Linked DNA regions of Homo sapiens: region 2 is linked to region 1. A link is an interaction called in ENCODE POLR2A ChIA-PET data of the cell type or tissue named here. Cell type or tissue: PC-9. All regions are shown on one strand. Each heading gives the region's core, and the rest is flanking DNA. Links, peaks and the distances in the headings are about the cores only. Region 1 overlaps DIP2B (disco interacting protein 2 homolog B). Region 2 overlaps LARP4 (La ribonucleoprotein 4).

What was found. ChIA-PET counts read pairs that join two places held together with the same protein. Peaks named below come from ENCODE experiments on the same cell type or tissue, not always from the same donor. Only the 100,000 strongest peaks of a DNase experiment are listed, where the experiment ranks them.
Region 2: POLR2A ChIA-PET joins it to region 1 with 10 read pairs; 5 of 35 experiments call an interaction of 5 or more read pairs at or near these places.

The regions. Positions count from the first base shown.
Region 1 is chr12:50,526,261-50,531,637 of GRCh38, forward strand. All of the region lies in intron 1 of DIP2B (disco interacting protein 2 homolog B), which reads left to right. Among named protein-coding and RNA genes, the nearest start is that of DIP2B, 24 kb to the left of the region's middle. RefSeq lists enhancers at 3,471-3,971, 3,972-4,472. In PC-9, for the core only: no CTCF peak of the experiment used is centred there; no DNase peak of the experiment used is centred there; H3K27ac peaks cover 2,193 bases.
Region 2 is chr12:50,403,075-50,408,451 of GRCh38, forward strand. The region is part of intron 1 of LARP4 (La ribonucleoprotein 4); the gene reads left to right. Among named protein-coding and RNA genes, the nearest start is that of LARP4, 4.9 kb to the left of the region's middle. In PC-9, for the core only: no CTCF peak of the experiment used is centred there; a DNase peak (open chromatin) is centred at 2,207; H3K4me3 peaks cover 997 bases; H3K27ac peaks cover 2,316 bases.

The DNA.
Region 1 (5,377 bases), core at 276-5,275:
ACCCCTGTGGAAGCTGGTGAGAGCTGCCCCTCAGGGGCCTATGTGTTTCCTGGCATTTGGTTTTTAATGTTTGCTTGTTTGTTTTTCCCTTATTTTCCTCACTATATACCCTCTGATTTTTACACTTGACTTTTACAGTTGGGTGATATGTGACAACTTTCCGTTTCTTCAGTCTGCCTGACTACTTTGCTTATCCAATTCATTTGGTATTTATTATGCAAATACTTTCAGAATACACAGCTCCAAGCCTGGGACAGTGCTTGGGTGAGAGCTGGAGCCACGCCACTGTGCTCCCTGAACAGGAGGCAGACACTTCTCATTTTTTTGTGTACTTTGCACATGCATTGATTCTCTTTTTCCTCTGCCTTTTTTTTTTTTTTTTTTTTTTTTTTTGAGACAGAGTTTCACTCTTGTTGCCCAGGCTGGAGTGCAATGGCGCGATCTCGGCTCACTGCAACCTCTGCCTCCCGGGTTCAAGCGATTTCCTGCCTCAGCCTCACCAGTAGCTGAGATTACAGGCCTGTGCCACCACGCTTGGCTACTTTTTGTATTTTTAGTAGAGACAGGGTTTCACCATGTTGGCCAGGTTGGTCCCAAACTCCTGGCCTCAGGTAATACGACTACCCCGGTCCCCCAAAGTGCTGGGATTACAGGCGTGAGCCACTGCACCCGGCCTTTTTTCCTCTGTCTTAACCAAATGTAATATCCGTAGGATCTGATCTAAAGCATAAGTTAATTAGGTGGGTTTTTCTGTAGACCAGACATTGTAATAAAACCAAAATCAGTTTTGTTTTGGTTTAATGGGTCCTGGTTGGAAAAAAACTGAATATTTCACATGCCTGGTTTTTCAACGTCTTTTCTTGGCTACATTCCATCTTTGGCAAAATGTTGGAAAACCATGGAAGTGAAATAATTAGCCATATGGCAAATATTGGTTTTGTTGAACCAAGTCAGACCTTTGGTCAGTTTATTCTAGTTTATGCAAACAGTGTGGCCAACTACCAAGGACGTTCATGGGCTGTGCATAACATGTCCAACTGTACACACAGAGTATTTGTCTCTTAGGTCCTACCCACGTTATCTCAGGTCTCTTTGACTACCTATATCTAAGGTACTGTTCAAACACTAAATTAATTGTAATTTTGCACATAGGAAAATAACAAAAATCTTATTTACTTATTATATTGTGAACTTCAGGTTTGTCTTTATGGCTGAGAGATAAAACTTGTGAAACATCTTAATAACTAAGATTATCCTTGGCCGACAGCACTTTGGGAGGCCGAGGCGGGAGGATTGCTTGAGGCCAGGAGTTCAAGATAGTGAGACTCTGTCCCTAGGTGGTTATGGTGATGTGCACCTGTAGTCTCATCTGCTTTGGAGTTGAGGCTGCAGTGAACTATGATCGTGCCACTACACTCTAGGCTGGGCGAAAGAGCAAGACCACATCTTAAAGAAAAGATTATCCTTTTTCAGTACAAATTGGAAGAAACATGATTAAAATAATTATTAAGTGTTAAAACATGATTAAAATGATTAAAATGTTAATTAACAGAAAATCACCATTGTCAGAAGTGTATTTGTTCAGAATCCTGAATTTGATTTATCTTCTTTTTCTTACAATTTCAGTTGTGGAAAAAAGTGCTTTTCATTAGAGATGGAAATTCCTTCTGTTTTTTTTTTTTTTGGAGACAGAGTCTTAGTCTGTCACCCAGGCTGGAGTACAGTAGTGTAATCACGGCTCACTGCAGCCTTGACCTCCCAGGCTCAGGTGATCCATCTGCCTTAGCCTCCCAGGTAGCTGAGACTACAAGCATGCACCACCATGCCCAGCTAGGTTTAAATTTTTTGTGGAGATGGACTTTCACCATGTTGTCCAGGCTGGTCTTGAACTCTTGGACTCAAGCAATCTGCCCACCTCAGCCTTCCAAAGTGTTGGGATTATAGACGTGAGCCACTGTGCCTGACCCTTCTTTTTTTTTTTTTTGGTAGTCAGATTTAGTGTCTCAGTGTCCTCATCCATAAAATGAAGATGATAATAGTATCTACGTTGTAGGATTGATGTGAGCACTGAATCAGTTACTATATAAAAGTATACTTTGGGAGGCTGAGGCGGCAGGATTTCTTAAGGCCAGGAGTTCAAGACCAGCCTGGGCAACATAATGAGACCTGCTTTCCAAAAAAAAAAAAGGAAAAGTATAGTGATTAGTATAGTGTCTGGCACACAGGAAGCAGTATAAGTCTATTATGCTGCTGTGCTATTTTATATTTCCAAACGTCCATCCATGCAGAAGTTGTGATTAGTGAACAGAGTATCTAAACTGGGCATATGGACCCAAATGTGTTTTCCAGCTTTATCTAAAGCAGGATGATAGTTTAAGCCATGAGAATAGATGAGTTCACCCAGGAAAGAGGGCTTAGAGTGAACAGAGAAGAGTATTTCTGATAGAATCCTAAGAAATGCTAACATGGACAGAGGAAAAGAAAGCTTGCAGAGGCGACTGCAAAGACATGGCTGGAGGTTTAGCAAGAAATCTAGAGAAGGGATGTCAGGAGAGTTGGGGGCCAGGAAGACAAGAGAGAATGATCAAATATTGCTGCAAACAAAAGAATGGTTAAGCATTAAGGTGGATTTGTTAGGTTTAGCCACAAAATGATTTGTGATTATGAACTTGGTGAGAGTGGTTTTAATGCTGTGGTGTGAGGATCAGAAGCCAGAGATTATAATGGGTTAAGGAGTGATTTGGAGGAAATGGGTAAGTTTCAAAAACAAAACAAAACAACTTTTAGTGAGTTTTACTGTGGTTAGGAGGGGCAGGACATGGCAGTACTTTCTTATAGTTATTTTGGGGGAAGATAGGATACTGTAAACAACTAGTCAGGTGTGGTGGCATGCGCCTGTAGTCCCAAAATAGTCCCAGTTACTCAGGAGGCTGAGGTGGGAAGATACCTGAACTCAGGGAGATGGAGGCTCCGGGAGCTGTGATGGCACCATTGCAACTCTTGCCTGTACGACAGAGTAAGACCCTGTCTCAAACAAACAAACAAAAACTGTAAACAGTATCTTTATTGCATAATAAATGTCATAAGGGAGACATGTTCAAGTACTTGAAGGTGCTTAGGTGCAGGGCATTAGTGTACATGTAGTATTCTGGGAAGGACTGTCCAATGGACCAAAGGAGTTTGGTGGGCTGACAGATGAGGGGAGGAGGCTGCTTTAGATTTGTCAATCATTGAAGCGTGTTTGAGGAACTGTGATGATTTAGTCACTGCTAGAACATGGAATGTAAGTCCAGTGAGCCAGGACAGTGGTTAGGGCTGACAGCATGGCAGGGGTGGGTTGTGCCTTGTGGCCACACCCATAGAATCTTACATTTTATCCTGTAGGTCTTTGCTTCCCAATGGGGATTTGTATTGATGTTCCAGGGGTACTCAGAGCTACAATCCAAAAAGTAGCCGGGTGTGGTGGCGTGTGCCTGTAATCCCAACTACTCAGGTGGCCAAGGCAGGAGACTCGCTTGACCCCGGGAGGCAGAGATTGCAGTGAGCCGAGATCATGCCATTGTACTCCAGCCTGGGTGACAGAGCGAGCCTCTGTCTCAAAAAAAGAAAAAAGAAAAAAGAAAAAAAGCTACAGGGTAAACATAGCGTGCCTTCTTAGAATATCCATTAAATTGAATTTCACGGGAAATTATTGCTATAGTAAAGCATGAATTGAAAATTAAGATCAAACATAAATTTTAACATTAAAAAATAATGCATTGTTCTCTAGTGGCTGGCTTCTTCAGGCTGTGCCTCTTCTGGGCCTTCCATTCCTCCATCACTTTCATTTTTTTTGAGACAGGGTCTCTCTCTGTCGCCCAGGCTGGAGTGCGGTGGCGCGATCTCGGCTCACTGCAAGCTCCGCCTCCTGGGTTCATGCCATTCTCCCGCTTCAGCCTCCCGAGGAGCTGGGACTACAGGCACCCGCCATCACGCCTGGCTAATTTTGTTTTTGTATTTTTAGTAGAGACGGGGTTTCACTGTGTTAGCCAGGATGGTCTCAATCTCCTGACCTCATGATCTGCCCGCCTCAGCCTCCCAAAGTGCTGGGATTACAGGCGTGAGCCACTGTGCCCTGCCTCCTCCATCACTTTCTTCAGGGGAAAGAGCATCATATAGCATCTTTGGGAAGAGCATTCATGGGAAGCCACTGAAGTATTGTAAGCAGGAGTGGATGACATCTGTGTTTGTTGGAGATCGCCTTAGAGGAGAATAGTTTCAGGTTGCTGTGTCACACAACCAAGTGATACTATTTACATAGAAAAAGTGCAAAATAGCCTTAAATAAGAGCAGGTAAGACAGGGCAGGAAGACTTACAGGAGGCTACTGAAATGAGCTGTCTCTGCAGTAGGATTAGGGAAGAGGGAATGAAAAGAAGTATTTAAGCAGGGAGAATTTACGAGACTAGTATGGAGGAGGAGGAGGTGTGCACAGAGATTTGTAGGTGTGATAGGAGAAAGGCGGACTGGTAAGTTTCTTCCTTAGGCATCTTGAGAGAAAGATGGCACCATTTCCTAAAACAGGGAATAGAGGCAGAAGAACAGTTTAGGGTGTAGGGGGAGAGAAAATTCAGTTTTACTGAATTTGAGAGGTTTTGGGGACATGCAAATGGAGATCTGTAGCAGCAGTTGGGTGTGTGGATTTGGAGTTCTGTAGAAAGGCCTGTCCTGAAGATATACATTCAGTATTCCTTAGCATGTATCGCTGATAGTGGAAGCAGTGGGCATGATTGAGATTGTCCAAGGAGAGCATATTATATATGTTGAGATGGAGTCTCGCTCTGTCGCCCAGGCTGGAGTGCGGTGGCGCAATCTCAGCTCACTACAAGTTCTGACTTCTGGGTTCACGCCATTCTCCTGCCTCAGCCTCCCGAGTAGCTGGGACTACAGATGCCTGTCACCACGCCTGGCTAATTTTTTTTTGTATTTTTAGTAGAGATGGGGTTTCACCATGTTAGCCAGGATGGTCTCGATCTCCTGACCTTGTGATCCGCCCACCTCGGCCTCCCAGAGTGCTGGGATTATAGGTGTGAGCCGCTGCACCCAGCCAAGGAGAGCATATTGAGTGAGCAGAGGCTAAACACAGAACTGGAAAGCACCACCATTTAAGGGGGAAGCTGAAAAAAAGAACCTGGAAAAGAGGTCAGAGGGGTATGAGTGACCAGAGGGAGAAGAGCAAAACAACAAGGAGTATTAAGTGTCTCTTGTTGCATAGAGTTTGAGACTAGGACTGAGAAAATGCAATTGAGATTACAAGCAGAGGTCATTGGTGGTGACCTTTGCCTAAGCTGTTTTAGTAGGGTTTAGGGACAGGGTTGGGGCAAGGAAGGGGCACTGCA
Region 2 (5,377 bases), core at 145-5,144, 120 kb before region 1:
CAAAGCTCAGAAGTTAGATGTCTAAGGTCATTCAAGTGTAAATAATGTGGGGGCTAAAGTCTGAAGTCTGACTTCTAGAACATAAATTTCTGGCTTCAAAATTATTTTTGTACTTTCCCATAAGTCAAAGGTTCTTAATCTAGGTTTTTGGATAGAATTGAGGAAGTAAGTACCTAAGCTTGGTTGAGGAAAAAAATTTGCGTGTTTATTTTCTCTAGCTTCTAACTGAAATCTAAATGGAAAAGAAGTGAAAATTCTTTAAATGTTAATGGCAGCAACAGTGTATGTGACCTTGTCACCAAGACAAATCACTTTTTTACATGTATTACAGCTTTTGCAGTTATCTTGAAATATTTATGCTCATTACTTGCTATATGTCAAAAATATTGTTAACGTATTGCTATATTAGACATTTTAAAATATTTTGATAACTGCGTTTCAATATAATTGGTTTACTTTGTGATCCTATATATTTTAGAAATGTAAAAAAACGGAGAAGAGATCCATAGATTAATTGGACTACTAAAGAGGTCTGTGTCACAGAAGAGGTTAAGAACTGCTTTACTAAACCAACTTGCTTGTGGATCATCTTTGGCAGGGTTAATCTGGGATCCCTGGGTCCTCTGCAGTTGTGTTCAATACCTTTTACTTATGTGTATTTTTCTGGAGAGATTCCAGCTTAACTATCCCACTAGAATCAGTAGGATAGATAATAGCAATATAACAATAACAACAGTAGTAGTATATACTTGTATCGTGCTTTGTGTCAGGAACGTTTGATGTTTTTGCATATATAGATATCTGTACATCTTAAGTCTCAATATCTCTATGAGGTGTTAGTATCCCCATTTTAGTGATAAGTAAGGCAGCTGGGCGCAGTGGCTCATGCCTGTAATCCCAGCACTTTGGGAGGCTGAGGTGGGTGGCAAATCACCTGAGGTCAGGAGTTTGAGATCAGCCTGGCCAACATGGTGAAACCCCATCTCTACTAAAAATACAAAAATTAGCCAGAGGTGGTGGCACACACCTGTAATCCTAGCTACTCGGGAGGCTAAGGTAGGAGAATCGCTTGAACCTGGGAGGCAGAGGTTGCAGTGAGCTGAGATGGCACCACTACACTCCAGCCTGGACAACAGAGTGAGACTCTGTCTCAAAAAAAAGAAACTAAGGCACATATAATTTAAACTTGCCTAAGTTTATACAGCTAGTGAACATGGAAGCTTGTATTAGAACTCATCAACCACCTACTTGTATTGGAGTAGAATATATTGCAGACAAGGAATCAATCCTATGTAAATAATACTTAGATGCAACTTTTTAAAACCTGGCCTTGGGCCCAATGTGGTGGCATGTACCTGTAGTCCCAGCTACTAGGGAGGCAGAGGCAGGAGTTTCGCTTGAGTATGGGAGGTCAAGGCTGGAATGAGCCGTGATTGTGCCACTGCATTCCAGGCCGGGTGACAGAGCAAGACCAACTATATTGACTTCAGTAGATTATTGGTTTGTTTTATTTTTTTCCTCTTGAGACCGAGTCTCGCTCTGAGACCGAGGCTAGAGGGTGGCGCAGTCTCAGCTCACTGCAACCTCCGCCTCCTGGGTTCAAGCAGTTTTTTTTTTTTTTTTTTTTTTTTGAGACGGAGTTTCCACTCTTGTTGCCCAGGCTGGAGTGCAGTGGCGCCATCTCGGCTCACTGCAACCTCCACCTCCTGGGTTCAAGTGATTCTCCTGCCTCAGCCTCCCGAGTAGCTGGGACTGTAGGCGCATGCCACCACGCCCAACTAATTTTTGTATTTTTAGTAGAGATGGGGTTTCACCATGTTGGCCAGGATGGTCTCGGTCTCTTGACCTCATGATTCGCCCACCTCGGGCTCCCAAAGTGTTGGAATTACAGGCGTGAGCCACCACACCTGGCGGGTTCAAGCAGTTCTGCCTCAGCCTCCCTAGTAGCTGGGACTTCAGGCATGTGCCACCATGCCTGGCCTTTTTTTTTTTTTTCCTGATTTTTAGTAGACACGGGTTTCACGATGTTGGCCAGGCTGGTCTCGAACTGCTGACCTCAAGTGATCCGCCCGCCTTGGCCTCCTAAAGTGCTGGGATTATAGGCGTGAGCCACCGCGCCTGGCAGATTTTTTTTCCACCTCTGTTCTGAAGGAGAAACAAACAATGTCCCTCTCTGGAAAGAGGTAAAAGTTTGGATGATTCACAAAGTCATCAAACATGACCTGCCATGAATTCTTTTACAACAAATTGTTTGTAAGTTTGAAACTGCAGTGTACTACCTTCATCTGAATGCTATCAAGTTACTTAAAACTTGTGAGCCCTAAGGAGGCAGATAGTAATTTAAAAAAATTTTTTCATTTCTCTCTTTTATTTACAGTTTTTTTTTTAATTTTTAATTTTTTGAGACACAGTCTCGTTTGCTGCAGCCTCCACCTCCCCAGCTCAAGTGATCCTCCCACCTCAGTCTCCAAAGTAGCTGGGACTATAGACATGTACCACCATGCCTGGCTAATTTTTTTCTTTTTTGGTATTTTTTGTAGAGACAGGGTTTTGCTTTTTTGCTCAAGCTGAAATTTTTGTTTAAATAAAAAAAATTAAAACTAGAGACTGGGAAGGGTGGGTATGCAGTGACTACTGAAATTGGGTTTCTGTCTCTGTTTGAGTTTTTCCCTGAAAATGAAGACAGTTGTCCCTCAGTATTTGTGGGAAATTGGTTCCAGGACCCTCTGTAGATGCCAAAAACCTTGGATGCTCAAGTCTTACATAAAAAGGCATAGTATTTGCGTAGCACCTATGCACATCTTTGTGTATATGTTAAATAATCTCTAGATTATTTATAATACCTATTAAAATGTAAATGCTTTATAAATAGTTGCTATACTGTATTATTTATAGAGTGATAAGAAAAAAGTCTCTACATTGTCAGTACAGATGCAATGATTTTTTTTTCTGAGTATTTTTGATTTGTGATTGATTGCTCCACTGATACAGAACCTATGGATATGGAATTCATGGATATGGAGGGCCAACTGTACTTACTTACTTAGGTAGCAGTTAAGTTTCATACGACCTAGGACGCTTTAATAACTCTTAAATAATTAAAACATATTTTAGGTTGGGTAACGTGTCTCATGCCTGTAATCTCAACACTTTGGGAGGCCGAGGTGGGAGGATAGCTTGAGCCCAGTAGTTCAAGACCAGCCTGGGCAACAAAGTTAGACACCCCCCACCCCCACCCCCAACCTCTACAAACAAATTTAAAAAATTAGCCAGGCCTGGTGGCATGTGTTGTGGTCCCAGCTACACTTGAGGTGGGAGGATCACTTGAGCCAGGAGATCGAGGCTGCAGTGAACCATGTTCATGACACTGCACTCCAGCCTGGATGACAGAGTGAGACCCTGCCTCAAAAAATTTTTTTAAATTATTATTTTATTATTTTTTAAGAGACAGGGTCTCACTGTGTTGTCCAGGCTGGAGTACAGTGGCTATTCACAGGTACAGTCATGGCACACCATAGCCTCAAATTCCTGGGCTCAAGCAATCTGGCCTCAGCCTCCTGAGTAGCTGGGACTACAGGCTCATGCCACCAGTTAAAAATATTTTTAATTGTGAAATACATATAACTTAAAAAGTATCATCTAACAGTTTTTTGTTTTTTTGAGAGAGAATCTTGCTCTGTTGCCCAGGCTGGAGTGCAGTTGCATGATCTCGGCTCACTGCAATGTCTGCCTCCTGGGTTCAAGTGATTCTCTCACCTCAACCTCCCCAGTATAGCTGGGACTACAGACGTACGCCACCATGCTGGCTAATTTTTGTATTTTTAGTAGAGACGAGGTTTCGCCATGTTGGCCAAGCTGGTCTCAAACTCCTAACCTCAGATCTACCTGCCTCAGCCTCCCAAAGTGCTGGGATTGCAGGCTTGAGCCACCGCGCCCAGCCCATCTTAACAGTTTTTTTGTTTGTTTTTTGAGATGGAATCTTGCTCTGTCGCCCAGGCTGGAGTACAGTGGCATGATCTCGGCTCACTGCAACCTCCGCCTCCTGGGTTCAAGCGATTCTTCTGCCTCAGCCTCCTGAGTAGCTGGGACTACAGGCGCGTACCACCACGCCTAGCTATTTTTTGTATTTTTAGTAGAGACGGAGTTTCACCATATTGGTCAGGCTGGTCTCGAACTCCTGACCTTGTGATCCACCCTCCTCGGCCTCCCAAAGTGCTGGGATTACGGGCGTGAGCCACTGCGTCTGGCCGAAGCTTTGTTTTCTTTAAGGTTTAAACTAATTTAAGAGAAGTATAACTTCTAAGTTTTCATCTCAGCCTTGTTACTAACATACTCTGATTTAGGGCAAGTCAAACAATTTATAATTATTTAAAGTTTTTTTTATAGTTGGAGAGTATACTTTTGGTTGGGCAAATAAAAGTTTTAAAAGAGGAATGAAGATGGCAGTATGTTAAAATACACATTTACTTGCAGCATTTAAAGGAGTACAGCTGGGCGGGGTGACTCATGCCTGTAATCCCAGAATTTTGGGAGGCCGAGGCAAGTGGATCACTTGAGGCCAGGAGTTTGAGACCAGCCTGGCCAACATGGCGAAACCCCATGTCTACTAAAAATAAAAATATTATCTGGGCATGTGCCTGTAGTCCTAGCTACTTGGGAGGCTGAGGCACACCTTGAAGCAGAGGTTGCAGTGAGCCGAGATCATGTCACTGCACTCCAGCCTGGGTGACAGTGAGACTGTCTCAAAAAAAGGAAAATTAATTAAAGGAATACAAATGTTAAAATGCAAATAGGCACTTTGCACTTACTCTTTTGAAAAAAATTATAATGTAAAAGTGTAAGTAAATGTAAGAAAAAGAAACATCTAAGTATGTACTCATCTTTCCTGTCTTACCTGTGTCCTTGTCCCACCACTTGAACCAATCTTTGGTTCACAGAATATCTCTACTGTTTTTAAATGACGGGCTCTAAACCAAAGACAGAAGAGTGCTTTAGATGAATATTATTAGGGGTAGGATGTGAACTGCATTCATAAATGCCAAACTCCAGGGATGAGTTGAGTTAAGTTCTATTGGGTTTGTATGTACTGAGAGAAGAGAAAAGGATTTTCTGCTTTTTTTTTTTTTTTTTTTTTTTTTTCCAGCTGGAGTTTCTCTCTTGTTGCCCAGGCTGGAGTGCAATGGTGTGATCTCAGCTCACTGCAACCTCCGCCTCCCGGGTTCAAGTGATTCTCTTACCTCAGCCTTCCTGAGTAGCTGGGATTACAAGCATGCACCACCATGCTGGCTAATTTTGTATTTTTAGTAGAGACAGGGATTCTCCATGTTGGTCAGGCTGGTCTCGAACTCCCAACCTCAGGTGATCCGCCCTCCTCGGC